2 separate regions of the Mus musculus genome follow, and region 2 is linked to region 1. Evidence: chromatin loops called from intact Hi-C (ENCODE). Cell type or tissue: heart. All regions are shown on one strand. Each heading gives the region's core, and the rest is flanking DNA. Links, peaks and the distances in the headings are about the cores only. Region 1 overlaps Manba (mannosidase, beta A, lysosomal). Region 2 overlaps Gm30992 (a long non-coding RNA gene).

The links. A loop is a pair of places that touch in the nucleus more often than their neighbours do. Peaks named below come from ENCODE experiments on the same cell type or tissue, not always from the same donor. Only the 100,000 strongest peaks of a DNase experiment are listed, where the experiment ranks them.
Region 2: a loop joins it to region 1, with 2.0 times the contacts of the local background. A loop is called at or near these places in 3 of 42 quality-filtered maps.

The regions. Positions count from the first base shown.
Region 1 is chr3:135,513,924-135,529,450 of GRCm38, reverse strand. It overlaps Manba (mannosidase, beta A, lysosomal), which reads right to left. Exons shown (of 17, transcript NM_027288.3): 5 at 11,425-11,548; 6 at 6,284-6,459; 7 at 4,824-4,934. It also overlaps the pseudogene Oaz2-ps. Among named protein-coding and RNA genes, the nearest start is that of Manba, 36 kb to the right of the region's middle. In heart, for the core only: no CTCF peak of the experiment used is centred there; DNase peaks (open chromatin) are centred at 7,260, 9,470 and 10,360; H3K4me3 peaks cover 824 bases; H3K27ac peaks cover 4,361 bases.
Region 2 is chr3:135,465,853-135,481,379 of GRCm38, reverse strand. It overlaps Gm30992 (a long non-coding RNA gene), which reads left to right. Exons shown (of 3, transcript XR_376111.4): 3 at 5,012-9,645. Ube2d3 (ubiquitin-conjugating enzyme E2D 3) reads right to left here. Exons shown (of 7, transcript NM_001356597.1): 7 at 13,166-15,527. Among named protein-coding and RNA genes, the nearest start is that of Gm30992, 12 kb to the left of the region's middle. In heart, for the core only: no CTCF peak of the experiment used is centred there; no DNase peak of the experiment used is centred there.

The DNA of each region.
Region 1 (15,527 bases), core at 3,424-11,423:
CAAAAAAGCAAGCTATGATCATCATTCAGAAATAGTCGGTGAGCCAGGCAGTGGTGGCGCACGCCTTTAATCCCAGCACTCGGGAGGCAGAGGCAGGCGGATTTCTGAGTTCGAGGCCAGCCTGGTCTACAAAGTGAGTTCCAGGACAGCCAGAGCTATACAGAGAAACCCTGTCTTGAAAAACAAAAACAAAAACAGAAACAACAACAAAGAAACAACAACAAAACCAACCAAACAACAACAAAAACAGTCAGTGGGTCAGTGAGCCAGCTTAGCAGATCAAGGTGCCTACTACACACAGCTGATGGCCAAGTCTGGCTCCCCAGGACCCCAGTGTTGGGAGAAGAGAACCAACTCCACCGCACTGGCCTGTGAGCACCACACATGAGCTAAAGTAAACCTTTCTGTCTCTTACTCTTTCTCGCAGGTCCTTTAGTCACAGAAATGTAGAAGTAGCGCCCCCTCCCCCACCAACCATTATGCAAACTCTGGTTCCCAGTTCATCAATACATCCAGGTATTTGCTCAGATGCCAATATGTGGACAATCTCCTGATCCACAGGTGGTCACTATTACACTGTGGTAAAGTCGGACCCGGCAGTGGTAGTAGTTGCCATAGCCATCATCTTAACTGCAGTCACGGCTAGAAGAACTCTGGCAGTTTGGTTTCCATTCTGGTCCAAGCAGCCAGTGACCTCCTCACGGCCAACCCTCAGGACCCTTCTCAGTGTCTCTCCATCAGGAGCACCTCTGCAATGGCTGATGCTTGTGAGCACTGTCTGCTCCTAGAGTACCCTTCCTCGGGCTCCGCACACCTCTACCAAGTGACTCTACTTCTGGCCATTCCTTGTGTAGATTTATCTACAGACTTTTCTCTTCCACATCCTTATTTATTATAATTCCTCAGGGTTCTGTCCTCTTTGTGTCTTCCCCTAGCACACCTACAATTATCAATATTTTGCTGATTTCCATGTTCCTAATCCAGTTCAAATGCTTATGTAGTTCTGTTTCTGTGTTTCCTTTACAGATTGGGGGAGAGGTCATACTAGATAGCCCAGGCTGGCCTCAAACTCTGACCCCTTTGCCTCAGCCTCTCAAGGGCTGAGATGACAGACATCTGCCACCATGCCTGGCTTGCTTCCAAAGTTCTCTATTTCTCTAGCATGCTCATCAACCATTATTATAAGTGCTTGCTTGCTTCATGAAGTCACCTCCCAACCAAATTATTAGCATTACCAAGGCCTCAGAAAGAAATGAGCATAGCGTATAATCATGAACATAGCAGCCAAAACACAATAGCACCCCAAGAGGCAACTGAATGAATAAGCACCCACAATCACGTGCTCCACAGAAGCCACCGAGAGAGGGTACACGCCACGTCTACACATGAGGGAGCGACATGTCATCGCTCTCCTCAAAGGCTGGCCTCTTCATGCAGAGTAAACAACAGTACAGCCACAGTGAGTCTAAGTGAAAAGAAACGGTGTACCACAAACAGAAGCTCTTTTGCTCTGCAGTGAGCTTGGGTGACTCATGACTTCTCACATTTTTATGAAGACCACACTCAATAAGCCAGCATGTGGGAGAACGCATCCCCACTGCCAAGAGGGTGAGGGGAAAAAAAGTCCAAGAGTCGTCCTCAAACATGCTGTGTATGTGTGCACACACACAAACATGCTTCCTCTTGTAGAAATGGGTAGCACAGTTAAACAAAAGGAGCAAAGGGTGTGTCCCACACTCAGGATGCCACCTGGGCAAGAGGAGAGGTGAGACCTGTTGTGAGAGGTGACACCACAGGGCGCCCTCTATCAACCACAGACACCGAAGGTCCAGGTCAGGGGAAGGAAAACTGTAGGAAAGGATTGGTATCACTGTGACATATACACTGTGGCTGTGATAGGCTAGAATCGAGTTATGCCATTCCAATGGCCCCTTCTTAACATAAAGAAATGGCACTGGAAGGGGTGACTTAACCCATAGAGCTAAGAAGTAAGAAAGGGCAGCTCTTTGCACTTCTATTTTTTTTTTTTTTTTTTGGTTTTGTTTTTTTTTTTTTTTTTTTTTTTTTTGAGACAGGGTTTCTCTGTGTAGCCCTAGCTGTCATGGAACTCACTTTGTAGACCAGGCTGGCCTTGAACTCAGAAATCCGCCTGCCTCTGCCTCCCAAGTGCTGGGATTAAAGGCGTGCACCGCCACCACCATGTGCCACCACCGCCTGGCTAGCTCTTTGCACTTCTAAGTGCTCAATCCCAAAGTGGGCAGGAGCGAAGAATTATAACGCAATCAGGAGAAGTGTGTCAATTTGGAAAGTGGAGACAAATGGCTGAAGAAGTAAGCAGAAGTTATTTTGGGGGACTAGAAAGATGGCTCAGAGGTTAAGAGAACTGTCTGCTCTTCCAGAGGTCCTGAGTTCAAATCCCAGCAACCACATGGTGGCTCACAACCATCTGTAATGAGATGTGACACCCTCTTCTGGTGTGTCTGAAGACAGCTACAGTGTACTTACATATAATAAATAATTAATAAGTCTTTTTTAAAAAATAAAAAAATAAAGAAGATATTTTTGTTGTTGCTGCCCTGATAAGTAAAATGAGAAAGGGCAGGGCAGGGTTCCTTCTGATCATAGGACCTTCCAGCAGTATGTACACTTTACAATTACATAGCTATGATGTAAGAGCACATGGAAGAAGGCCAAGGCTTTGGCGTTCAGGGCGAGACGTGGTCTGAGGCCCTGGCTCAAACCCTAGCACTAAGAAAGAAGGAAAACGAGTTGGAGGCAGGCGCTCGCTGAGGCAAGAGGAGGGCACTCGGCCCTTAGCCCACAGAGACCGGCCCGCGCGCGCGACCCCACACCCACCCACTCGTCCACCTACCCACTCCCCGCGCCGCCTCCTCCCACCCTGAGAAGAGCCACCGAGGATGATAAACACCCAGGACAGTAGTATTTTGCCGTTGAGTAACTGTACCCAGCTCCAGTGCTGCAAGGCACATGGTTCCAGGGCCTCTGTGGTGCTCCTGATGCCCCTCACCCACTGTCGAAGATCCCCGGTGGGCGAGGGGGCGGCAGGGATCCTTCTCTCTCAGCTCTAATATATAAGGACGAGAAGCTCACTGTAACCCAGGACCTCCCCGTGAACGATGGGAAACCTCACATCGTCCACTTCCAGTATGAGGTCACCCAGGTGAAGGTCTCTTCCTGGGATGCAGTCCTGTCCAGCGAGAGCCTGTTTGTAGAAATCCCAGATGGATTATTAGCTGATGGGAGCAAAGAAGGATTATTAACACTGCTAGAGTTTGCTGAGGAGAAGATGAAAGTGAACTACGTCTTCATCTGCTTCAGGAAGAGCCGGGAAGACAGAGCTCCACTCCTGAAGACGTTCAGCTTCTTGGGCTTTGAGATTGTGCGTCCAGGTCATCCCTGTGTCCCCTCTCGGCCAGATGTGATGTTTATGGTTTACCCCCTGGACCAGAACTTGTCTGATGAGGACTAATGGTCACAGAGGATGCTTTGCCTAAGAGCCACAGTGGGAGAAGAGGGGATGTTAGGCAGCCTTGGGACAGAGGAGAGGGTCTCTGGCTGTCTAGGGAAGGACATTGAGGGGCTCAGGTTGAGGGTTGCCCATTGTGTTCTCGGAGTTGACTCGTTGAAATTGTTTTCCATAAAGAACAGTATAAGCATATTATTCACATGTAATCACCAATAGTAAATGAAGATGTTTATGAACTGGCATTAGAAGCTTTTTAAACTGCGCTGTGATGTGCTCCATCTACCCTAGGGGAGGACATTGCCTGCAGGGGCGGGACTGCCGGGCCCAGGACAGGCCTGGAGGGCTGGTGGGCAGGACTGTCAGGCTCAGGTCTCCTTGGAGTTGGGCTTTCTTCTTTTGGTTTTGAAGACTTAGGTATTTTCTTTCTTTGCTTCTTGTCATCCAGGGGCTCCTGAGTATAGGCTTTAGCTCCTGGGCAGTGTCCTTGGGTTGTCTTCAACACTCCACCTTGAGCTTCTGGCATTTTGTGTCTGGCCTGGTGTAAGCAGGTCTGACCTTGCTTTCTTTACAGTTTAGTGTTATTCTGGCATTTGGTTAAGCTGGCTTAATCTGTTTAATGTTACCAGTGCATTTTAAATAGGGACATTGAAACTCACTCCCCCACACCAGGGCTTTTTGGGGGGTGCCTGGGCCTTAAGAAACTAGCCAAACTACATCTCAAGTTACCACCAGAGCTCTTGCCTCTGTGGCCTAGGCCCCAGGATCTCTTTCCTTGCAAGAGCAGAGAGGAAGAATACCAAACTCAGGGCCTGGGGTTTGTGGGGGAGCCTGTTCTTAGCGCCTGGATGCCTCTGGCTGGCCAAGCACAGTACTGCCTGCCTCCTTAACAGATTCAGAACAGTGCCTGCGCTGCAGAGCTGAGAGGTAGGGCTGGACTGCAGAAATGGCCTGCCTTTTACTGCTTTCACCAAACAGCTTGTTCTAAAGAGAAAAGGGAGAGAGATCTACACTGGGTGTGGGGGTGTCAGGGAGGCAAGTGTGTGTTGTGTTACTGTGTCAATAAACTGATTTAAAGTTGTAAAAAAAAAAAAAAGAAAAGAAAAGAAAGAAAGAAGGAAAACACAGAGAGGGTGTGAAGCACAAGAAGCTATGGCCAAAATAGAAGCCTGATGCATTTAGGAACCCACAATGACACACCCGGAAACTTTGACCGCTATTCATTACTGTAGGTGGTAGAATCGTAAATGTTCTTAATTACTACTTCTCTTTCAAATGTCAATGTAGCTATGTTATCAAGGAATAATCTCCTTTTTCACAAAATAGTTTATTCACTCACCTTGGCTGCTTTCTCAATTTTTAAGCCTCCATCCAGAGCAAAGAGAATTGTCATGTTGTACCCAGTCTGGTTCCCATGTCCACGAGGCCACCAGGTCTCCACAGCAACGTCCTTTTAAGAAATAAGTCATTCTAAGTAATGTTCAGACACATGTTAAGAAAAACAGTGCGACCTGGAGCTTTATATGAAATTCTCAACGCTGAAGCACAAACTGTGTCCTGAAAGCCGTACGAGTCTCGCACCCACACTATGCCAAAGCTTAGCCACAGAATCGCTGCTTTAAAAATGTATATATTCATTTGTTTGCTTATTTTAAGTCAGGGTCTCCTGTAGCCCAGGTTGACTTCAAACTCTTTGTGTGGCAGAGGACAACCATAAACTTCTGGTCCTCCTGCCTCCACCTCCAGAATCCTAGGGCTACAGTTATGTGGTGCCGGGCATCAAACTCAGGACCTCATGCATACTAGGGAAGGACTCTACTGACTGCGCTCTCTTCCCAGCCCCTCCACTGATATATTTAAAGCAAGATGCTGGGAGCATAGCAGATTTCCACAGCAGAACACCACGCTGTGGAAACCCAGCTGTTGCCTGCTCTACCTCTCCAGGAGTGTCTAGTCTCTAGTCTCTACAGTTGGACTTGGACGTTGACTGTTGCTCTAAGCCCAAGACAGAGCTCTTATGGAGGAGTCTTGCTTCCTTCTAAGTTGCTGTCAGTCTCCAGTTCATCATCACTAACCAGGTTCATAAAACAACGAAAGCTAAAACCTGCCCCACCCACCTAACCATGAGGGAACCTCAGTCCAGGTTCAGTCCAGGTTTAGAGCTTTACAGAAGGAATAAATGCCAATACTCAGAGCAAGCGAAAAGAACGGAAGGGATCCACGCTGAACCCTGAAACGTAGAACCAGTTAGAGGCTAGGGCACTGTGAGTAACAGGGAAAAAAACCAAAGACGTACCTGACTCCTTAGAAGACAAACTGGCAAATTAACCACATATTTTCCATTATATTAATCTCACATGTGAAAAAAACAACCATTGGTTAATACACAGAATATATGAAAAGTTAAAAATAAAGGCAAAAATGCCGTGTGTGGTGGTACACACCTGTAAATATGAAATTTCATCGCTCAAGAGAGCCACAGGCAAGATGAAGAGCAGCCTGAGCGACAGGCAGCTCTTGGCCAGCCTGGGCTACAATGTAAGACCCTATATCAAACAAACAAACAAACAAACAAAAAGAAGCCACCCTGGGCTGCATTGTGAGCTTAATTTTGTGTTACAGTGTGCAATCTTGTCTTTAAAAAATAATCTAAATGAAACTCTTAAAAATAAAAAATAGTGAGAAAACGACTTTTGGAAAATACAGGGAGAAAGTTGCTAGGCACTCCCACTCCGCCATTTCTTCCCTTGAACAGCAAATGCATGCATCTAGCACCTCCCAGGAAGTGAGGTCACTCACCTTCCTAATTTTGACCAGTAGTTTAACAATCCTTTGCTCTTGTTGAAGTTCAATGTCGTTTGTCTGCTGTGTTTTCAGTTGAGGGATGGCTACTGTCACCTGACCACTAACGGACTTCGAGCTGGCGACATCAAAAGAAGCCTCTATTTCAATATTCCAGGCCTGAGAAGCGTTATCTACAGCACAGAGGAAGAAAACAACAGGCGCATCATTCATGCACACCTCAGAAGTCGTGCAAAATGAGAACTGAGCAGTGGCTAAGCAGTGAGCACCACAGCAGGGGCTGGGGGGAGGGGCTAAGCAGTGAGGGCGCCCCACAGCAGGGGCTGGGGGGAGGGGCTAAGCAGTGAGGGCGCCCCACAGCAGGGAGCAGGGGAGGGATGGGGAGGTGGGAAATGGAGACTGCATGGGGATGACACATCCGGAGGAAACGATCCTCGTTCGAAACAACCAGAATTGTGCATTGTATACAGATTTGTAGTAGCACATGGAAAATTAAGCAACTCGGGAGTTTGCAAAACCTTAAGTAGCCAGTGACTTTTTATGTTATCACCAGAATAGTGTTTAAAGCTGTCTGCTGTCCTCTCTCTTGTGTACCGCTGGGAGCTGTGTCTAGAGCACAGCTTCCCAGTGGATCTCTTCGGGAATCTACAAGTCACCAGCCCCTTCATAACCCCACAATCTTCATCTCTCTCTCTCTCTCTCTCTCTCTCTCTCTCTCTCTCTCTCTCTCGCATGCAAGATAATTTTGAAAGTAGTTCTGGGAGGCGAGAACAGAAGGGAAGCAAGCATCCCAGAATCCTGTACGGCTCCTGCCCCTCCCAACCTGACTAAGCCTGGTGCCCTCCCTCATTCTTACACCCTAGGCCCAGATAAGAAACTTTGGACACTTGAAGGAACAGGTAGGTGGACAGGCAAGGCTGGCCTTCCCTCTCTGTGAGGTCAACCTTGGCCTGAAGCCGCCTTCCTCACTGGTGTCCTGTGCCCGTGAAGGAGGGGCTGCAGCTTATTTTAGTCTTATGACCTCAACCAGGAAGGTGATCCAGAGGAAGGCAGACTGTGGTTCCAAACAATGACTCATGCTAGGGTTTTCCCAAGGCTGGCTCGTGCACTCTCATGCAGGTTCTTGAAAGGAAGGAGGGAAGGAAAGAGAAGGGAGGAAAGAGAAGGAAGGAAGGGGAAGGAAATAGAAGGGAGGGGAGGGGAAGAAAGGGGAGGAGAGCGGAGCGGAGAGGAGAACTCTTGCATCTGGCTTGGATGGAAAGGCATAGTAACACTAAGCAGACATACCTATCCAAAGGGTCGAAGAGTCCCTAGTATGTGGGCCACACATTTGACTGAAAAAAATTCTCTAAGGAAAAGTGGAGACTGTAGCTAAGCGGAAGAGTGCTTGCCCTGTGCGTGTTTGTGTGTGTGTGTGTGTGTGTGTGTGTGTGTGTGTGTGTGTGTGTGTGTGTGTGTGAAGCCCTGGGTTTCTCCAGCATGGAGGTTCAAGAACTTCTCCATCCATGTACAGGGGTCTAGCTGTACATAGTGATCCCAGCACTCAGGAGGCAGAGGCACTCAGATCTCTGTGAGTTGAAGGCCAGCCTGGTCTACAGAGAGAAAGGAGTTCCAGGACAGCCAGGGCTACAAGAAGAAACCCTGCCTCAAAAAAAAAAAAAAAAAAAAAGCAAAAGCAGGGGGGTGGGGGGGGAGGGCAGAAATTCTCCAAAGATTCCCAGCTTTTATATTGTAATAGAGTCCATGTCTCTATCAGGATGTGGCCTGACAGGAAAGAAAAAAGAGTTAGCTCAGCAGGTAGAAGAACTGCCACATAACCTGCTGACCTGGGGTCTATCCTCAGACCCCACATGATAGGAGGGAATCAATTCTCACAGCTGATTCCCCTGACCCACAAATGCCTGCGTGCACACACGTGTGCACACATGTGCGCACACACATCCATCAAATGAATGAATAAAATGTATTTTTTAGAGAGAGAAAGAGCTTTATTCATCTGACTGTGAAAGAAAAGAAGCTGTCATAAGGGCTGGAGAGATGGCTGTGTTGTTAAGAGTACTGACTACTATTCTAGAGGACCTGGTGTGGGTCCTAGCACTCACATCAAGTGGCTCAAGATTTCTATAATTCCAGTTCTAGGAGGCTGGCTTTCATGATACCCACTTGCACATGTGTTGTCTTAGTCAGGGTTTCTATTGCTGGACAAAATATCATGACCCAGAAGCAAGCTGGAGAGGAAAGGGTTTATTCAGCTTACACTTCTACACCGATGCTCACCATCAAAGGAAATCAGGACAGGAATTCACACAGGGCAGGAACTTGGGGGGCAGGAGCTGATGCAGAGGCCATGGAGGCAAGTGCTGCTTACTGGCTTGCTTCCCTTGGCTTGCACAGTCTGCTTTCTTACAGTAACCAGGACCACCAGCCCAGGGATGGCACCAGCCACAAGGAGCTGGGCCCTCCTCCCCCTGGATCTCATGGAGGCGTTTCCTCAAGGGAGGCTCCTTTCTCTGTGATAACTCCAGCTCGTGTCAAGTTGACACACAAAACCAGCCAGTACACGCATGATGTACACAGACTTATGCAGACACACATATATATGCATTTTTAAAAATCTTAAAGAGAGAAACAGAAGCTTGATGATATGGACCTTTAATCCCAGCACTCACGAGGCAGAGGCAGGCAGGTCTCTGTGAGTTCAATGGCAACCTGGTATACTTGGCCTGTACATGAGCATCAGATGGGGCTGATGTGATAATGGGCAACATACTTGCCACCCAAGTGTGAGGACCCGAGTTGGAATTTTCCCGGAGTTCTGTGAAGCTGGGTGCTGTAGAACAAGTCTGTAACCTCACCTTTCAGTGAGACTGAAGATGGAGGCGGGAAACTCCTCAGCAGCTCAAGGCTCGATATCCTGACGTACAACCCAACAAAATGGAGACTAACAGAACGGAAAACCAGGACAGACACCCGGGGCTGTCTTCTGGCCTCCACGTCTGTGCCCCAGTGAGAGAGGGTTTAAGAAACAACAAGGAGCTGGGAACGGTCAGGTAGGCATGGGATGGTCTGCAATCCGTGACCATTGCTTGTGTAAGAGGAGGGTGGTTCATCTCATGGGCAGAGAAGGCTGTTCAAAGGCAGCTAGCTGCCTGGAGTGACTTTCTCCCGATGGCCCCCTCACGGGCAGCCTCCCGAGCTCTGACCTCCTGAATCATTACTAGAAACCGAGAGGCCAGAGGGAACTGTGGTCCTGTGCATTTAAAGAAGGTGGAGGACAGGTCTCTGTGACCTCTGAATCACGGAATGTGTCAACTCCAACACCCTGCATTTTCCCAGACTCCCATCAGAATTACAGGACAGATGCAAGCAGCTGATTTTCAGGAAGCTGCCAGCTAAACTGGCCAGGCAGGCAGGCTCGCGGCTGACTAACACAGCCCTGTGACCTGACTCAACAACCAGAACTCCTTGCCAATTTAGAGGAAATCCTCAAAATTGTACTGAAAGCAAAACACCTCGGGGCAGAATCCACTCAAAATAAGGACAAGGGAGGACACTGGCATTTTAAGGGAAAAATAATTCAAAAGTGAACAAAAAATAGAAACTAAGGGAATAGACAGATAACATCAACAACTGCCAATAAGACACTCAGCAGGACCGACAAATTCTTGTCTGGTTTTTTGTTCTTTTTGTTTTTTGGGGTTTTTTTTGTTTTTTGTTTTTTCAAGACAGGGTTTCTCTGTGTAGCCCTGGCTGTCCTGGAACTCACTCTGTAGACCAGGCTGGCCTCGAACTCAGAAATCCACCTGTCTCTGCCTCCTGAGTGCTGGGATTAAAGGCATGCGCCACCACGCCCGGCTCCTGTCTGTTTTTACATTTCCCAAGTGAAGCTGTTAGTAAAGGGCAGCTGTACGCTGGGCAGGCCACAGTCAGGCTGAGAGGACAGCCTATTTCTCCACTCCTAGGCAGGTCATCTAGAACGAAGGAGGAGCCCGGGGCTGAGGCAAGCATCTGTGTGTGGACAGGGCAAGAGTGGAGAGAGCCTCTTAGTTGGTGGACATGGCTTAAACACTAAACAGAGACCAACAGCCCTGCTCAGCTCAGTGAGTCCAAAGGCAGGCTGGAGAGATGGCTCGCTGGGCGAGCAAAACCAGGAGGACCTGAGCTCAGGCCCTAGCACCTATGTCAAAAGCTGGCTGTGAGTAACCCCAGTGCTGGGGGGCAGGGTGGAGACAGGAGGGTGGCTGGAGCTTGCTGGCTCCCTGCATAGCTCCAGTTTCACTGAGAGACACCATCTCAAGGAAATAGGGTAGAGAATGGTAAACCAGGAGACTCAGAGGTCCTCTCTGGCCTCTGCACAGATATTCATTCATACACCGTATACATACTCACATAAAATACATTTAGAAACAAATAAATATACATTATCAATAAGACATTAAGAAAAAAAATCAGTGTGAAAGGAAACTGACAGTGGAAACTGCTCTGACAGAGAGTGGTGCTACCCGGCATGGGGTGAGGAGGGAGCTGGGGTAGGGTAGCTGGGGTGGGAGGCTGTCTCAGGTGTGAGGTGGGGGGCGGGGGGAGGGAGCATGAGTGAAAGGAAATCAACCTTTCTTTCTTTCTTCCTTCCTTCCTTCCTTCCTTCCTTCCTTTCTTTCTTTCTTTCTTTCTTTCTTTCTTTCTTTCTTTCTTTCCCTCTCTCTTTCTTTCTTCCTTTCTTTCTTTTTGGTTTTTCGAGACAGGGTTTCTCTGTATAGCCCTGGCTGTCCTGGAACTCACTCGGTAAACCAGGCTGGGCTCGAACTCAGAAATCCGCTTGCCTCTGCCTCCCAAGTGCTGGGATTAAAGGCATGCACCATTCCTGCCTGACGCCCCTTCTTTCCTTCCTTTCCTGTTGGGTTCCCTCCCTCCCCCCAAAATAAATACTTTAGCAGGTATCTATCTACAGGCCTGGTTTATGCTGTAAGTTTTCATGACAAACCATTTGCATGTATTTCAGACTTTTATAAATTGGCTATTCTGCATTATTTTAAGAAGATCCTGAAGAATATACTTATATTTCAAATTATAAACAGACTTTTTGTAATAAAAAGAAGACTCAAAAATTTTTTTTCAAGAAATCGCAAATCTTGACTTACCATATACTGGCAAAAACGTGAGGTAATCCAGATGAGCAATGTTATAGGCTTCGATTCTAACATCTTTCCAGATTCCCTGAGAGGGGAAGGAAGGGCCCCAGTCCCAGCTGAAGGAACACTGTGCCTGGAATTTCAGGGGAGAAAAGGAGAAGTAGGCAAAGGATAAGATATGTGTGTACGAAGACACTATGATACATGCTAAATGAAAAGTTAGTAAAAGGGGGCAGGAGAGATAGCTCAGCGGGTAAGAGCACTGACTGTTCTTCCGAAGGTCCTGAGTTCAAATCCCAGCAACCACATGGTGGCTCACAACCATCTGTATTGAGATCTGACACCCTCTTCTGGTGTGTCTGAAGACACCTACAATGTACTTATATATAATAATAATAAATAAACCTTTTAAATAAAAAAAAAAGAAAAGTTAGTAAAAAAGGCAAGATTCTATCTTTAAAATATTATATATACACGCGTACAGCAGTTTACTAATGATGCCATAGCAAAACGCTAGACTGGAGGGGGTGGGGCTTCACCCACTGAAATGTGTTTGCAGATAGATGGCTCCCTTTGTCTTTCCTCGTGCACCAGCCAATGGGAGCCAATGCCTCCTCATCCCTTCCACTGCTGTCCACATTTCTTTACTCTAAACACCTTGCTTAACTTAGTCACCTTGATCAGGACTCCAAATCCAGTCACAGTTACATTCTAAAACACTTGAGTAGAGGGAGTGTTGCAACTTCAACGTGTAAGTTTGGGGAACACAGTTCAGCCCCTAACTAATTGTGTTTGGGTGTCAAGCATGTGTGTGTGTGTGTGTGTGTGTGTGTGTGTGTGTGTGTGCATGAGCTCAGAGTCTCCCTTCTGGCGTCCGTGCTCTCTTGTGCTCACCAACCTTGCGCATGTGCTAGATAAAGAGAGCCACTTCCTATGAATAGAATATGGCAGAGGTGATGTCATTTCCAAAATTAGATTATAGAAGAAGGGCCCCTTCTGCTTGGGGCCCTGTCCCGTGCTCTCTCTTGGCCAAGAGAGGAGCCAGCTGCTGTGTCCTGGAGCAGCGCTGTGGGAGGCCTGAGTGAGAGACTTGGACAATAGATCTAAAATTTCTCAACAGCCATGGTGAGCTCAGAGCTCTTGTCAGCCCCAGTCAGGCTGAGGTGATGGCTTGATTAAAACGCCCCGAGCGACAGGTGCCCAACCAAACTGTACGTAGGCTGAGAAATGCAGACTTAGTTTGCTGTACATTATTATTACTGTCATTTGCTATACAGATGGTGATGGCTATTATGATTATTATAACCAAAAATGCCCACTTTAGTGCCATGGTTAAATTTATCAAGAAGAACAGAAAATCTAGTTATGCCTTGTTTCACATTCATTCTTCAAAAACCTACTATGTCAGAGCACTGCTATTTATTGTTTGCTTGTTTGTTTTGTGTTTTGCTTTTCAATTGTCACTATGAAACCAAGGCTACCCCTAGTCCTGGGCTTTCAGGACTACAAGCAGTGGCCACCACACCCTGCAAATGTTTACTCTCTCTCTCTCTCTCTCTCTCTCTCTCTCTCTCTGAAGTTCTCCAAAACACTGCGATGCCTAACCACTCCTGTATTAAACATGACAACTCGATGAATGAGTAGGCTCATTGAAAGATAAAGATATTATTAACATGTAAAAAAAAAAAAACTAGCCTTATTCCCTACCTCATTAAGTATGAACTCAAAAGTCCTCGTTTAGGAGTACCAAATACAAACCGATGGTGGCATTTGCCTTTAATCCTAGCACTCAAGAGGCAGAAATGAAGGTCTGCAAGTTCTAGGCCAGTCTGGGGCACATAATGAGTTCCAAGATAGCCAAGGTTATACTGAAAGGAAAAAAAAAAAAGAGTACCAGGTGCACAGAGAGAGACAGAGACAGAGAGAAAGACGCAGAGAGAGAGACAGAGAGAGAGAGAGATACACATAAACCCACAAACAATCACTTCAGACTTCAGACTCTGACTGGAGTAGCTATCTGAGAGACATGATCTTGTCTGCCAACTACCTGTCTGAGAACCAGGACACTAAAAAAAAAAAAAAAAATCCAATTATGAAGTTACAAAGGTTCAGATTCAACTACCAAGAAATGATTCTCTGACAATCAACTTCTCAAGGAAACGGGAGGAAAAGAAAGAGTAATGGAATCCAAGTGATAGAAAAAGAAAGGGAGGGGACCAGCTAGTTGGGGAGGGGACCAGCCAGGGCCAGGCTGGGGATCCAGTGAGACCCGTGGGGAAGGGAACACGGAGTGCAAACCAGAAAGCCACTGGTGTACACACTGCCAAAATGAAACCTTTGTGTGCTAATCTGAAAGTTTAACTTAAAACAAACAAACAAACAAAAAAAACCCAGAATTTTTTTAAAGTCCCATCAAACAGAAAATTTTCTTTACTTCTTAAGAATAAAAAATTTTTCAAGATTAAAAATCTATGACACTGTGAGTTCAGCTTTGAAAAGTTGAGTTGGAAAAGACGCCCTCTGAGCGAGGGGATGCCAGTGTGTGTAGGGGGAGGGGGGCGGCAATGTGGGTGTGTGTACAGGGGATGTGGGTGTGTGTACAGGGGATGTGGGTGTGTGTACTGGGGATCCAGCCGCACTGCTCTCACCCAAGAATGGCTTCCTTCACTTTGTATTTATGTCAGAAGAAGATAAGTACGTTTCTACTACAGAGAAAAATGAAAGTGTGCCTCTCACCCCTCACCAAGGAAACTTGTCTTTTGCAGCAGACAGAGACCACCTCAGAAAACTACAACTAGTCAAAATACAGAGATCACCAGAATTCCCAGGCACAATGAGGACAGCCACAGCACGGCTCCTGCACCCGGGCCCAGGAGATATTAAGGAAGAGGTGGTGGCCAATTTGAAAGAGCCGGAAGATCTGCAAGTCTGCTGGGACTGCTGGGACCCCCGTACCCATGAAACCTCAACAGTGACAATATGGCTCCCTAAACAAGACCCGGACAATGAAAGACCAAATGAGTGGGGACATTTTCACAGGGTCCTACCCCTAAGCAAAAGACAACCGCCTTCAAGTGACTGTGGAGAGAGGGAGGATTCACTTTCCCAGGAAGGGGTCCCTGAGTGGTTATCCCTGACATCATGTACACAAAAGCAACAGACTCATCAGGCCAGGCAGTGGTGGCACACGCCTTTAATCCCAGCACTTGGAAGGCAGAGGCAGGTGCATCTCTGAGTTCGAGGCCAGCCTGGTCTACAGAGTGAGTTCCAGGACAGCCAGGGCTACACAGAGAAACCCGTCTTAAAAAACAAACAAACAAACAAACAAAGATTGAGCTATACAGGCAAGAAAGCAGGGCATTTTCTTAATTAGTGATTATGTGAGCCGGCCCAGCCCATTGTGGGCAGTTCCATCCCTGGGCTTGTGGTCCTGGGTTCTACAAAAAAACAGGTTGAGCAAGCCATGAGGAGCAAGCCAATAAGCAGCACCCTCCACAGCCTCTGCATCCGCTCCTGCCTCCCACCCTGCTTGGATTCCTGCCCTCACTGCTTTTGATGATGAACTGTTACATGGGACTGTGAGTAAAATCAACCCCTCCCTCCCCAGGATGGTTGTGGTCACGGTGTTTCATTGCAGCAATGATAACCCCAGGTAAGACAGCAGCAAGGAGAGAACAAAATATTCAACACCACACCAAGCTTCAGATCACTTAATTCCCTCAGCCAACGAGGATGTTCGTTCACTGATTCAGAAAGTACCTGTGACGCCCTGTGACTCGGGCTGGGGTACATCAACGCACAGCGCTGGAACACAAAAACTTTTAAGCTGAGGATGTGGCTCAGCAGGGGAGCGCTTGCTTCTATACACAAGGCCCCAGGTTTCATACACAGGACCAAACAGTCAGGCATCTCTCGCAAGGAAGCCTCTTTCTTCCACCTTGAGTTAGGGAAAGGAAGTGGAAGGCCTCTATCAGAGGAAATGCTTGTGCAAATGTCATCAGGATGCAGCCTGCTCCAACGGGAGGAGGTGGGGCGAAGACTGAGCTAGGAGCTTGGGACATTAGCCTCCTGATGGTGCCAAGCTGTTGAAAGATAAAAATTATGAACTTTGA
Region 2 (15,527 bases), core at 4,413-12,412, 49 kb after region 1:
CAGAGAAACCTTGTCTTAAAAAGCCAAAAAGAAAGGAAGGAAGAAAGGAAGGGAGGGAGGGAGGGAGGGAGGGAGGAAGGAAGGAGAGGGGGCAGAGAACACCACCTAATATCAACAGATGTGTGTAACTGAAGGCAGCAGGCAAGAAACTTAATTTCAATGACCTGGTTACAAAATCATAGGCTATTCTTCAGGCTTCCTAACTTTAACTCTCTTACTGGACCTATTTGCTACACCGTAACCAACCTAGCAAGCAGGTTACATCAAGGAAGCTTATCTCTAAGGGACCCAGTTGAAAAAAGATACTTTGTAATTTTAATACAATTACTATCGGTGTTCTTGAATTAGCTGGGGTTGAAGGTGAAGAACAGTGACCAGGAAGTGGGTCATAGAGCTTGAGGTGTGAGCAATGCGATTAAAGTGTCCTTAAGCTAATAGAAAGACTTCGATGTGCCTGACCACCTTTTAATTCACGTGCAACACTGGGGAAAAAAATGACACTGTGTCAAGCTACAAAGAAAATACCAACAGATTCCGAAAGGGAACATTAGTCACTTTCCTCCTTGCTGTGATGTGATGGTAAGGGTTTCTTTGGGCTCACAGTTTGAGGGTACAGCTCAAAGAGCTCGGGAGGGTGTGGTAACAGGAACCAGGAGGCTCCTGGTCTCGCATTCACAGTCAGGAAGCAAAGAGAAACATATGTTCCTGCTCGGGTGGCTTTCTCCCGTCATGCCCTCCAGGAGCCCATCCACGGAGTGGTGAGACCCACCCTTCTGGTGGGTCTTCCTATCTCAATTAACCCAATCTAGAGCCTCCCTCTCAGACATACCCAGTGGATTCTCTCTTCCTTAATTCTATATCTCATCAGGTTCATCATCTCAACAGTGCATGGCAAAACAGCATTCTCAGAACATAGCACAATAAAACTCAACAGCAGTAATAAAAAGACCCAAGCAAGCCAGGCAGCCACACGCCTTTATTCTCAGCACTCCAGAGGCAGAGGCAGAACCAAGTGGATCTCTGTGAGTTCGAGGCCAACCTGATCTACATAATGAGTTCCAGGACAGCTTGAGCTAAATCTGGAGATGCTACCTTAAAATGAAATGAACAAGCAAACAAACAAAAATACCCTTTTGATTGGTGCGGACCTGTAATCTCAGCTACAGGGGAGGAGGAGGGCAAGAGAGGAGGATCATAATACAAGGTCTACTTTGGTGGTAGAGTGAGTTCAAAGCTAGCCTGGGCAACTTAGTAAGATCCTGTCTCAAAATAAAGAGAGAAGTGAGTGCTAGGGATGTGGCTTGTTGTTAGCATACTCACTCATCTAGCTCTTGGGAAGCCCTGGGCTTCTATCACAATGTCACTGAAGCAAGCAAGCAACAGTAAACCCGAATCTACAAAACCTATGCGCTAAAGAAACAGGACTGGAGAGATTGGTCAGCGGCTAAGAGCACTGCCTGCTCTTTCAGATGATCCGGGTTAGGTTAGAGTCCCAGCACCCACTTTGTTTGTGTCTCATAACAATCTGTAGCTCTAGTTCCAGGGATCTCACATCTTCTTCTAGCCTGCACACACAAGACACACATGCAGTACACAAATACATGCAGGTAAAATACCCATACACATGAAATAAAAATAAATAGGTTGTATTAAAGAATAATTACAATTTACATTTTAATAATTTTTAAAATAAATTAATTTTTTTTTATTTAAAGAAAAGAAATCATTCCGGTTTCTGATCTGGAGTGTCAGGAGTGGGTGTGCTGACTTTTCTTGGTGTCTTGGCCAGACATCTGACAAGGAACAACTTGAAGCTCCCAAGTTTAAGAGGGTACAGCTGACTGTGGAAAAGGGACAGCACGGTCCACAGCAGCAGGAGCTGGAGCCAGGGACTCCTTACATCAAAAAGCAGTGAGAGTTAATCCCAGCACTCGGGAGGCAGAGGCAGGTGGACTTCTGAGTTCGAGGCCAGCCTGGTCTACAAAGTGAGTTCCAGGACAGCCAGGGCTACACAGAGAAACCCTGTCTTGAAAAACCAAAAAAAAAAAAAAAAAAAATCAGAGAGATGACTCAGCAGTTAAGGGCCTGGACTTTTCTTCCAGAGGACACGCATGGGTTGAATTCCTAACATGCATATAGTGGCTCAAAACTGCCCGAGAATGCTCTGTTCCAGGCAATCCAATCAGTTCTCTCTTCAGGCACCAATCATACACACAGTACAGACAGACAGACCTGCGGGGGGGTGGGGGGGAACACCCATACACTTAAAATTAAACAAAACAAAAAGAATTCTAAAGCAGGGAGCAAGCAGTGTTGGCGCTCCATGGTGTCTGCCTTTATCATCATCACCATCACCACCACCACCACCATCATCACCAACATCACCATTCAGTGAAGCACTTCAGGCCCTTGTGATGGCAGGACTAGCATTTGGAGTGATCTTCTCCTCAAACTTCTTGGGAACTACCCTCTCAGACTGTGCAGGGTTGTGTCTCCTAGGTGACTGGATTTAAGTCAAGGGCCAGTAGGTAAGAGGGCTTGCCACCAAGCCTGACAACCTGAATTTAATTCCCTGATCCATAGGATAGACAGTGAGAATCAATTCTCAAAGGTTTTCCTCTAACCTTCATATGTGCACGGTGATACACACATGCACACACACACACACACACACACACACACACACACACACACACACCACCTACAGAAGCTACCTTTGAGTACAATTAACTCAGTAGGTATAATATGGGCCAAGAGGAAAAACTTCTGAGCTTGAAAATGTCAACAGAAAATTTCCAAAGTAAACATTAAAGTAAGACAAATAGACTGAGAAGAAGCGGACCGACTATTCAAGAGTGCAGAGGCAGCTATGGAAGTGCTAAGAGACAGGAAGTAGTGATGCGAGGCAGCTATGGAAGTGCTAAGAGACAGGAAGTAGTGATGCTTTGGGAAAAAGACAGACAGGAGCACACGACATGTTGAGGCCGTAATGACTGAGGATGTCACCTAAATCAAGGTCAGGCATCCCATCACAGATGAAGCTAAGAGGACACTGAGCAAAATAAATGATGACGAAGAAGCAAATCTATCAGGACACCTTAGTTGAATTGTACTCAATCAAAAAGTATATGAAGAAGCTTAGTCAGGTTTCTTTTTAAAGATTTATTTATTTATGATACGTAAGTACACTGTAGCTGTCTTCAGACGCACCAGAAGACGGTGTCAGATCTCATTACAGGTGGTTGTGAGCCACCGTGTGGTTGCTGGGATTTGAACTCAGGACCTTTGGAAGATCGGTTATTGCTCTTACCCACTGAGCCATCTCTCTCGCCATTGGTCAGGGTTTCTATTCCTGCACAAACATCATGACCAAGAAGCAAGTGGGGAGGAAAGGGTTTATTCAGCTTACACTTCCACATTGCTGTTCATCACCAAAGAAAGTCAGGACTGGAACTCAAGCAGGTCAGGAAGCAGGAGCTGATGCAGAGACCATGGAGGGATGTTACTTACGGTCTTAGTTCCCTGGCTTCTTGCTGGCAAAATAAGCACATGGTTGTATAAGAGTCTGTCTTAGGGTTTTAGTGCTGTTAACAGACACCATGAGCTGGGCAGTGGTGGCACATGCCTTTAAATCCAGCACTCGGGAGGCAGAGGCAGGTAGATTTTTGAGTTTGAGTACAGCCTGGTCTACAAAGTGAGTTCCAGGACAGCCAGGGCTATACAGAGAAACCCTGTCTCGAAAAACCAAAATCCAAAACAAAAAAAAAAAAAACAAAAAACCAACCAAACAAACAAATAAACAAAAATAAATAAACAAAAAACACCACCAACAAAAACAGAGGTTCAGTCCATTATCACCAAGGTGGGAACATGGCAACATCTTAAGCAGGTATGGTGCAGGAGGAGCTTTGAGTTCTACAGTTTCATCTCAAGGCTCCTAGTGGATGCCTGTTCCCAGGCAACTAGGAAAAGGGTCTCAAAGCCAATACCCACAAGGCCACACCTCCCAACAGTGCCACTCCCAGGACCAAGCATAGACAAACCATCACAGGAAGGCAACAATAGAGCAACAGGAGGAAAGAGCTTGCTAGAGCTACAGAAGAGCCATCTTCAGCTCATAGCCAGCTTCTTGGAGGGTCAGGCAAAGGGGTGTGGAGTGAAATGTCTAAAGTGGTGAACAGGGAACATACAAGGCAGTTCTGTGCCTTGCAAAACCATCCCTCCAAACCCAGAGAGACAGACTTCCTGATTTTATCGAGATTCTCTCCGCTCCCCTGTCTATTTCTCTTTTCTGAGAATCTGGGTATTATGCAGCTTGTATTTTTTTTTTTTGATTTTTTTTTCTCCATTCAGGTTAAAAAAGTTTTTTGGAGGCCTGGAGATGACTCAGTGGGTAAAGAAAGTCATGTGTCAGTGGAAAGGGAGACTCAGTTCCTAAAGGTTGTCCCCTGTCCTCTGCATACACATGAAAATAGAGGTGTGCTTGGACTCACAAACACCCCCCCCCCTCCAACCCTCCTTTCCTCCCTCTTTATGAGAACGCTTTTTATTGTCAGATGTGTTTGGACTTATAGAAGCATCATAAAACTGGTACCAAATAAATCCCTCTGTGTCATTCAGCCAGATTTGTTTATTACATATTATATAACCCAAGAAGAATAATCAAAACTAAAGGCTAATACTGATATAAATCAAATCTTTTACACTTCGATTTTCATTTTTCCATCAACATTGTTGGGGGGGGATAGTCAATCCAGAATTTGTATCCCTTCTAGTTCTCATGCTCCTATCTCCTTCCCATCTGTGAGATTTCTGTTTATAACTCAACATTTTTTGAGGAGTGCCGGGAGTTCTTTTGCAGAATGTCCTTCCAGCTGGGCTTCTCTACGGTTTACGTAAGTAGATTGAATGTGTGTGTCTGTGTGAGTGGAAAGGACAAATGAGTTGCCCTTCACTACAGAACGCTGTGAAGATGTGTGTCACTCAGTGTAGCCTCGCCTATGTGTTTCAGGTAGGTCCTGCCAGGAGAAACTGCAGTCTCCTGCTTTGTAAGTAACACATAATGGGGATGGAGTGATAGTTTGAGCCTGTGTCAATATCCTGTTCCTTGTAGACATTCACCCATGCACTTAGCTGCCATTTGCGGGCTTTTCCTGCAACCAGGGTTTTATTTTAGAGATGAATCTGCCCTGTTGTTCATCCTTCATAAACTCACTCCCTGAAATTCCCAAAGAAGGTGGAATCTGTCCCTGGACTACTTAATATTTTCTCCCCTCCATTGCTAGGGATCTAACACACAGCCTAATGCAAATCTGGTTGTTTCCACAATGGTGCATTGGAACATGCCTACCTACCTTACTGGATTGTAGAAATTATCACTTTTGCCCACTCCCAAATGGTCTTAAAACTCTCTAATTGCTATCTTATGCCTCTCCTCAGTTCATACCTTTTTGTTCAGTCCTAGCATTTTTAAAAATGAAAGGCATGGAGCTGCATGATAAGGTTTTTTTTTAATTTATTTAATCCCAGAAAATATTGCTTCATAGTTAGTGTTGAATTTCTCACTTTCTATTCTTTACAGTATTTCATATTTCTAGCTTTATTATTGGTGAGGGGCAGAGGCACAGTGGCACATCAGCCTCAGCCATTTGTGTTCTTTTTCTAGTGTTACACACACACACACACACACACACACACACACACACACACACACACGCACACACACACACACACACACACACACACACACACACACACACACACGAGTATTTTGCCCACATCTGTACGTCCACATGCATGGATTATCCTCTGAGTTCAGAAGCCAGAATACCCTGAAACTGAAGTTACAGAGGGTTGTTAGCTGGCTTGTGGGTGCTGGGGACGGAACCTGTGTCCTCTGGAAGAGCCGAGTTTTAACTGCTGACCCGTCTCTCCAGCCCTCAATTCACTTTGATTACACAAAGTTCTACTTCATTTAGGATTTGCGTACTTGTAGTGCCTTTACTTCACTAAGTTATTTCCCCAAATCTGTTGCTTTTGCTCTTAAGTGAACATGGTTCCAGGGAACGCCTCTCTTCTCAGGATGTCCAGAGGCCAATTCGTTCGCTCCAAGAGGACAGGTTGAAGTCCTGAATGGGTGGGGTCCACAGTCCACCTCTTCCCTCTGGGGAGTGTGATGCCGCTGTACACCAGGCCAGTGAGAGTGAAGCAGAGTCCGGGACAAGCAGGATCCAGGTCCAGTTGGGAGCAAGTATGCCTGTGTGTGTTGGGGGCGGGGGGTGGGGTGGGGTGCTTCTCCAAGGATCTTAGTGTTAAAGTCCTTTTAGTCGAAGGTCTGCTCTGACCATCCTTAATGAAGCAGCTCTCTGAGACAATCTTAGCTTGTTTTTATTTTTTATTGGGGGTGGGTTTGAACACATACACTGTTTTTCAGGGTGCACCAAGAGTTCTATAGTTTTGGGGAAGAGCATGGACATAGTTCGGGGAAGGAAAAGGTCACGGGCTGAAGGCTAAGGCTCCTGAGATGTCTCATTTGCAAAGGGAAGAATTCCAGGTGCTGTGCTGCATGACTGCTTGTGACCACCTGGTTGGGGTTCTCTGGGGTATGTGCTCACCCAAAGGCAGGTGCAGAAACAGCGAGGGAGCTGGTTCTCTCCTGCCATTCTTAAGTTTTGAGATTTCTGGGGTTTGAACATGCCCCATTTCACTATTTCCATGACAATTCCTCTTGTGGCACACTCCACGTGCCCCACAAATGAATGTCCCTGTCTTTTTTTCTAGATAATTTACTAGTTTTTGTCTACTTGCTTTACATTTTTTCTCTGCTATTCATCACAATGTCTCAAGGTGTTGAAAATTTCCCCTTTCTCTTTGAGCTTCAGGTGGATTTACTTAATCTGTATTTTATGTAAATTCTATTTAAAAAATAAAAAATGTGCCCTTTTCTCTAAAATTTCAAAAGTCTTTTTGCTTCATTCCCACATTTTTTAAGAGTCTAAGTCCAATCAGTAAAGAATCACACAGTGGGTTACATTTGGAGTATAATGTAAAAATTAACTAATATGTGGTAATAAAAGGAAATTGCATGTGTCCTCAGGCTGCAGAAGAGTATCCAAGTATCTAAGTGTGCAAACTTGAAAATGGAGACTCAGATTCCTTCAGTGGTGCTGAGTCTAGTCTGTTAGGTAGCAAACAAAACAAAACAAACAAAAACAAAACTATGCATTTAGCCAGGTAGGTCTCGGGACAAGTCTGGAGTTCCTATACCAGGGACAGAGCCCCTGGTAGATTAGAAGCAGGGGAGCAGTTGATCACAACTGGCAATGTAGGCCTGCTGCAGGAGTCCAAGGGGCTCATTAAGCCTGCACAGAAGCTTGCAGAGGGAGCAGAGCCTGTAGATCCTTTGGGCACAGTCAGTATGCATGTATTACATTGATGCTCACAGATAGCTTTAGAACTTTGGGTGCCCAGGCAACAAGCAGCTCTGTGTAGGCCATGCAAAAACTTGTCAAAGCGGTACAGAAAGGGTATCTACAGCCAGGGCTACAAGGGTTCCTACATAGACTTTTGCTGGCTTCAGACTTCCCCCAGCCAACTCTCAGCCCCACACCAGAAATTTCTAGAGAATCCTGTTCCTGCAGTCTTTTTCCAATATATATATTTATGTATGTGAACACACTGTAGCTCTTTTCAGACTCACCCAAAGAGGGCGTCAGATCCCATTACAGATGGTTGTGAGTCACTATGTGGTTGCTGGGAATTGAACTCAGGACATCTGGAAGAGCAGTCTGTGCTCTTAAACGCTGAGCCATCTCTCCAGCCCTCCTATATTCTTTGAGGAAGTCTAACCTTACACACCAACTTTAACAAACAAGCTCTTAAAGGAATTTGGTACTCCTAATTATATTGGACTATGTAAATAAAATATCTTGGAAGATATTGTTGGCTGCAGGCAGGAAACTGAACTCAAGCCAGCACTCTCTGAGTTCAAGGGCTAGCCTGATCTACATAGTGAGTTTCAGGATAGCCAAGGCCACATAGAGAGATCCTGTCTCAAAATAAAAAGGTGGAAGAACCATTATTTATATCTTCACGTTCCTTAACGCTTTTCTTCATTTCTTGTACTATAGTCAGAATTCCTTCTTTATATATTGACATTCTCATGCCTTAGTGAACTATGCTTAACAGGCCATTAAACTTATTTTCTAAGACTAATTATTCAATTTTTTAACCGGTAGTTAGTTTTAACCTGTAGTTTTTAGTTTGTAGTTTTTATTAGCATTATACTTGCATTTTGCTCATTATTTCTATATTTGTCTTGAGAATGTCGATGACTGTGCATGTGTGTAGAGGCACGTGTATGCAAATGCACACATGCATGCGTGTCAGCAGGCCAAAAGACAGCCTTAGGTGGTGTTCACTCTCAGGAGCCACTTCTTTATTAAGAAAGGGACCTTGGGACTTGCTGACTTATGGTTAGCAAGTTCCAGGGACCCACTCAACAGTCTCCAGTTCCCTAGCACTGAGATTACAAGCGTGTTCCAGCCCCTTACATGTGTGCTGGGAATTGAACTCAGATGGCAAACACTTGACTGATCTCCCTAGCCCTCTGGTTATAGTTTAAGTTCTTCATACATATCATAATGGTTAGGTGGTAAGATTATAGAAGATGAATATCTCTGTTTATATCTTAATTTCTGCCATTCAATGAGTATTAGCCTCTTTTTTCTCAAGCGTTTACTTTCAAAATATAGGGTCAGTGATACAATCATATCATAATCATCGGACAAGTGACTAGATTTTAAGTTGACTTACAGGGCTGGAGAGATGGCTCAGTGGTTAAGAGCATTTGTTGCTCTCACAGAAGACCTGGGCTCAGCTCTAAGCACCCATGTGGTGGGCTCACAGTCATCCTATTTCCAGTTCCAAGGGAGAGCTGATGCTCTTTTCTGACATCAGGCACATGTGTGGAACATATACCTGATATGCAAATATTCATACACAAAAATTAAAATATTTTTAAAATGAAGTTTTCAGATGTCATATGTAAAGAATTCATAACAGAACCTGGAAACTAAAATAATATTGTTTATCTATCCTTTGCGCTGATACATTTTAAAAGTGAGATTGATATACACGTAACCACTTAAGATTATACAGGTTATATTTTAGTGTATTCAAAATGTTCCATAGCCATTACTTAGGACATTTTCATTATGCACAAAGGAGACTCCTGTTCTCAGTAGGCAATCACTTCCCGCTCTTTCTTGGTGCTGAGCACACATCAGCATGCAATTTTTGTAGATTTAACTATTCTGATTGTTCATATAATATGGTGTCTTTATGTTTAGTTTTCTTAATGATTTTAAATTTTACACACATTCTAGTATGTATAACTAAGAAATTATTAAAAATATAAAACTCAAATTTGTTCATGTTTCTGTCTTTCAAGTTATGACAAATGCACATATGAACATTAATTCCTATGGACTTAAATGCTTGTTTCATTACCCTTGTATACGTATCTAGAGATTCCTAATATGAGGCAAGAGCTGTGCAACTTAAGCTGTATCCTGGGCCTGTTATTGAGAAATCACCAAACCCCTTTCACAGGCATCGAACCTGTTAAGTTCCTATGAGAAAAGCCCAAGTTTTTGGTCTCCAAATCTGCAGCACTATTCTCTACTTAAAAATAAATAAATAAATAAATAAATAAATAAATAAATAAATAAATAAATAAATAAATGTTGTTGGGCAGTGGTGGTGCATGCCTTAATCCCAGCACTTGGGAGGCAGAGGCAAGCAGATTTCTGAGTTCAAGTCCAGCCTGGTCTACAGAGTGAGTTCCAGGACAGCCAGGTCTACTACAGAGAGATACCTTGTCTTGAAAAACAAAAAATTGTGTGTGAATGTTTTCCTGCCTGTTTGTGTGCCACATAGAATTAGGGTTTGATTCCAGAAGGCATGAGATCTCTTGGGACTAGTTATATAGCCTGTTGTGTGGTGCAGGGAATCAAACCTGCTTCCCCTCCAAGAGCAGTCAAGAGTTCTTAACTGGTGAGGCTTTCCAACCCCACAACTACCCTAATCAGTACAAAGTAATACCTCATTGTGATTTTATTGCCACTTCACTGATAATGTTCAGTCTTTTCATGACTGCTGGCTATCTGTACTTTTCTTTTCTTTTCTTTTTTTTACAAATCCTTTATGTTTTTGGATCTTAGATCCAAATGTGCACAGTTTTGCTATATAATGTGGATTGACCAGAAATGCATGGTTCCTCATTTCTATTTCAAGACCTATGCTTTTTCCCTCCAATAAACCATTTTGGTTAGTGTAGTAGCTTCTGCTGAGTCGTGAAAACTCAAGTTTGAATCTTCTGCCTTTGACAGAAATAATACTGAGTCTAAATTGCTTTAAGCATATTACCTCAACACTATAAATTTAATACACAAACACAAGAGTTCCACCTTTAAAGCATAAATTTTCATTTTCAGTGTGCAACTTTTGCACACCTTTGATAACTTATTCTCAAATATTTTTTGAAGTCATTGTAATTCCTAACGTTTCACTTGTTACACTTTTTGTATCCTATAACATTAACTAGGTGGTATGTGAATTCTCTTCAAAGTTCTCATGTCAGTTAGAAAGTTTAACATCTTCCCATTTCAAATTAGAATTTCTTATGTGGATGTGTAAATGCCGTACTTGGACAAGTAGTCACTGAAGCCAGAAGTCCTCAAAGTTGGTGCTTGAGAGCGATCATCATGGTTGCTTGATCTTTGTTTTAAATTTTGTGTGGGCTCCAGAATGCTCCTAGAGCCCCGAGGGATCTTGCTATGTAAACAAAGCTGGCTTCAAATTTGTGACGGTCCCACCTCTGCCTCCCAACTGCTAAGATTTACAAGTGTGCACAACGGAGTCATTTCTTTCAGATGACAGTCTCAAAATGTTTTACAAAATTGTCAAGTTTGTAATTATTTGTACTACTAATAAAAAGTAGTCTATGCTGTGATTTCATTTACAGTACTCTAGAGCTGAGACTCAAACTGAGTCAGAATCCCCCAAGTAAGTATGGGGGCTACAAACAAGATCAATCGTAAACTTTTACAAAAACACAGCAACCAAAAGCAAGCAGTCCAGAGCCAAGCCTGCAAGAAACCTGGGTGTTTTTGGCAGAGTGCCCTCCTGAGTGAGTCACTTTGTACCTCACACTGGTTCTGTGCAACATGCACTGCATACAGCAGTCCACACAACCAGCAAGTAGTTGCTTTATAAACTTTGGTCTACTGTTCAGTTTTCTACTCTTACAGGTTACTCTAGACCACTTCTTTCTCAGACAGCACCACAGGAACCCGGGCGGGAACTTTCCTACCACGACTCAGCAGGTAATCATCAATTCAGCCTGTGCTGTTTCTCTTAAAAATTGGCTTCACTTGCCAACTGCTTTAAAAACTGCTGAGGAAATTCGGCTTGAGATTAGGGCAAACTTTCCCAAAAGTTGTGAAATGAACCTAAATAGACTTATGCTATTGTTTATCTTGTATTTATGGATATCATCTCACTGCCAATGACCTGAAATTAAAAACCTTAACGCTAAGAAAACACCGAAGATGCTTTACATCTTGTAACAATACCCAAGCAAGACTCATGCAAAAGAACAGTTAAAATGAAGTTATGTTTGCTTTGTACACATACATACTCAGAATAAAAAACGGGGGATGAGAATAAGCCCTATTGTAGAAATTAAAAGATTGTAACCATAAACTGTCATCTGTGTATAAAACTACCTAAAAATATCCAAAGCACTCAATACAAAGGTAGACAAAACCTGCCCTCCAGAATGTTGGTTAGGGTCCATTCCAGAATGGACCCTAACCAACATTAAGTATGCATTACACACAGGGCAGTAACCCCAATGCATTCCGTAGTTGATAAAATGCTCAAGAAATGCCACTCTGACATTAGAGATATACCATAAGGGAAAAAAGCCACATAGCATGTGGTGTAAAACTACCATCTGTCTACACATAGAGGAAGCCAACTATGTGTCTGCAGGACCAAGGTGAACTCAACCAGAATAGTGATGGAGGTGGGACAGAGAGATACACGTTAAAATTTATGTGATACTACAGATGCTACTGAAGAACCACGACTAGAATGAGCATGGTGGTGTATACCTTTAAGCATAGGAAGGGGCAGGTATGTCACAGAGTTTGAGGTCAGCCTGGTCTACATTAAGTGAACTCCAGGCTGTCTCAAATCAACAAAAACCATGGCATGGCACACCATTAGTCAAAACTATGCATGTGAGACTACAATTCAAAATTTTGAAATAGCACTTTATATCACATTGTTAGAATGGTTTATGGCAGAACTTAGAATAATAATTGATTAGAAAGGAAGTCAAGATGGCTGTTTTTGGATCAGTGCAACGAGTACTTACATTTGAGGCCTAAGAGGCAGTTTTGACTCCAGAGAATTTAGACAGCCAGGTATATGACAACAGGAACCCAAGTGAACAGCCAAAGCAGCAAGGGCATAGAATGTACTTGTTTTTATGTGACACAGTCCAATCTGATTGTGGTAAATTATAAATTAGAACAAAAAAATTGAATAAAAAACTGGCAGAAACGGTGTCTGAGAATCAAAGAATGCCCTTAAAAACAAAGCTAAAGTCCAAGTAGCAAGAAACAGGACATATGGTGGCCAGACTCCCATTTTCCTTGTCTAAGAAACACTGCACTTTAGAACATTTGCTGCTGCCAAAAGCCATTTCCAAATTTTACCACTGATTTTTCTCACTATACTGGGCAAACTATTTTACTATGTGCTTTACAATTAACTCAGAACACTAGCATTCTTCAAACCTCAACTTATACTGTGAGAACCTCTACAGTTCCAAGTATATATAGCCAGTCACAAACTTTTCAATCATTTGTTGGTCTTTACAAGCTACTAGGCTCCACATTTCAGTTTTTCAATCAGACAGTTGGAGCAGGACCCACTGGCTTGTGTTCTAAATGATCAAAAATGACCATGGCTCTGAGTAACTTTGAAAACCACCATACTTAATTCTCCTTACACCAGTTTATGACACCTGCTTCAATGCTATATTCACATACGGTATTAAATTCAAGTGCAGACTTCATGGTAGCTGGAATTACTGAGTAAGACCAAAGTGTGTTTAAACACAGACTTTAATGGTAACAATTCCTTTAAGCTCAATTAACTTTAGCTATTACAAGTCTTATGCAGATGTCACTATTAAGACATTTAGTGACTTGCATTGGGTTCCTCATAAAATAGGAGACAAATTCACTTAAAAGTGTAACCAACAGTCATTGAACAGTTTTGTTATGTGAACACAAAACATGACTAATTTTAGTATTACCCACCCCCCAAATCACGAACACAGCATGATCAGTGTCTTAAGAATACTTCAACTAACCCAGTAAATAAAAAGTGAGTGTTTCACTACCCCTGAGACCACTAGTTAACCGTGGTTCATACTTTTAAATGTGAGTACACCCACACAAGGAAACAATCTATAATCAGTTAAAAAAAAATCTGATTATCACATTGCAAACCTGCCCAAGAAAAAATCAAAAGGAAATTCACCATTGACAGGCCAACTGGACTCTAAAGACATGTTTAAATTTAGGAATTTATGCATTAAGAGGTATAGGACACACAAATACTCTACAACAATATTCAACCTAATACTCACTTTAGTCCTATACCCAGCACTAGTGATGCCACACACTACTGGGAAGGGTAGAGAGCAAATTCTTAGATTCTTTTAAAAACCTCATCATAGGTGACCTCAAGTCCAGTCCAGTGTCTATACATTCAGAATGTTGGTTTTCCAGGTACTCTGTTCTCTTAAACCTGGAGAAGCCTCTATGGCTTATTCCCTTAGAAGCGACATATGAAATGTTGTATAAAGCATCAAGTCAAAGATAAAGAGAACTGGACATACCCATTAATTCTGACAATGGTTTAAGGACGTCATCTCTGTAAATACCAAAGGTGGTAGATGGGAGGAATTTGAAAGCCAACTAGAGATCCACTGCTTTGTAAAAATGTTTGTCATATCTGGCTTTCACGACACAGGCCTAATAAAGCTGTTTTGAGTACAGGTCTCAGAAAGGACTTTTTAAGAGTCAAAGAATACTGTTCTTACCCTTGTGGGAACACTTGATTTGAACCCAAAAGTTTTATTAATTAGCGTGACATTAACCCTGAAGAACCCACAATTTAAGCAAAAGGTAAAATGGGTGTGTGGAAAAAAAACTGTATAGCGAAATTGGTATTTTCCAATGTAAATACTTATTACAGAATAAAGCCAGAACATCTTCAGAAGGCATGCACTTCACTTCCAGTTTAAAGAACCTTAAGTAACAAATCATGTCCAAATTACATATTTAAATGTTTATAAAAAATTAAGCTTTTACATTTATTTCTAGCTTTCCACATCTGTGTGCGGACAAGGAATAAGATTGCACGTAAATATAAGCAGTGCAAAATATGGAAGTGAACATCACATGTGCTAGAAATCAAATACAAGACTAAGAAAGCAATGGAGAAATCAAAGCTAGAAAAAGGTGTCAAACTACAGGTTCAGAACTTGGGTGAAAAATGGTAATGCCCTTATTACTACATAAGATTTAGTGGCACAGATAGCACTTGTCAAACAATCCAATAGCATTGACTTTTTTATTCATTCATGTTAAGTCACCCGAAATGATCTGTTGCATTTAAATGCTCATTAATGTAAATGGCTGAACAAATCCATCTCAATGGATAGTCAATATCCCACAGTTAAGTCACTTCAACACAGCCTCATGACAACTCCCACACCAAAACAGTACTTTATTTTGTAAATTTTGACCCATTATTACTCCCAAGTTTTATATATATATATATCTTTTTCAGCTGTTAAGTGTACAAGATGAAGAAAATTTTAGTTAGAAGGGGATGCACCTGGAAAATAAATTTCTTAAACTCCATATACACGTTTCAAAACTGCTGAGTCCCAAGTCCATTTATGAACTCTAGGGCTGCCAGAATCATGTGCAGCGTATTAAAGCTACACTATTTGAATAGCTTATTAATTCTGCATAAATCAGGTCAAGCAATGTGTCAACCTGTAACAGACTGTGCATTTTAACTGAACATGGCAATATATTCACTCTTTTGAACTTTACATCATCATTTGATGTCAAACAATGAAGCAAATCCCAACAGTATATACAAAAACAGCTTTGCATTTACAAAGGATTGTTTCCCATACTGATTAATCCAGGCAGCTAACTCATTGGTTTATGCAACTTTATTGAAGAAAAATAAATCAATTACTAGGAGAGCTATTAGTTGATCACTCATCCATTGACAACTCGCATCATTTATTCAGTGCTATATTAAACAGTATTGGAAGATAGATTAACTAATAGCTCCAAGCCTCCTAACAATTTAAATGAAAATTACAAAATGTTTTGAGACCCTATTTTGGAATACAAAGGGTG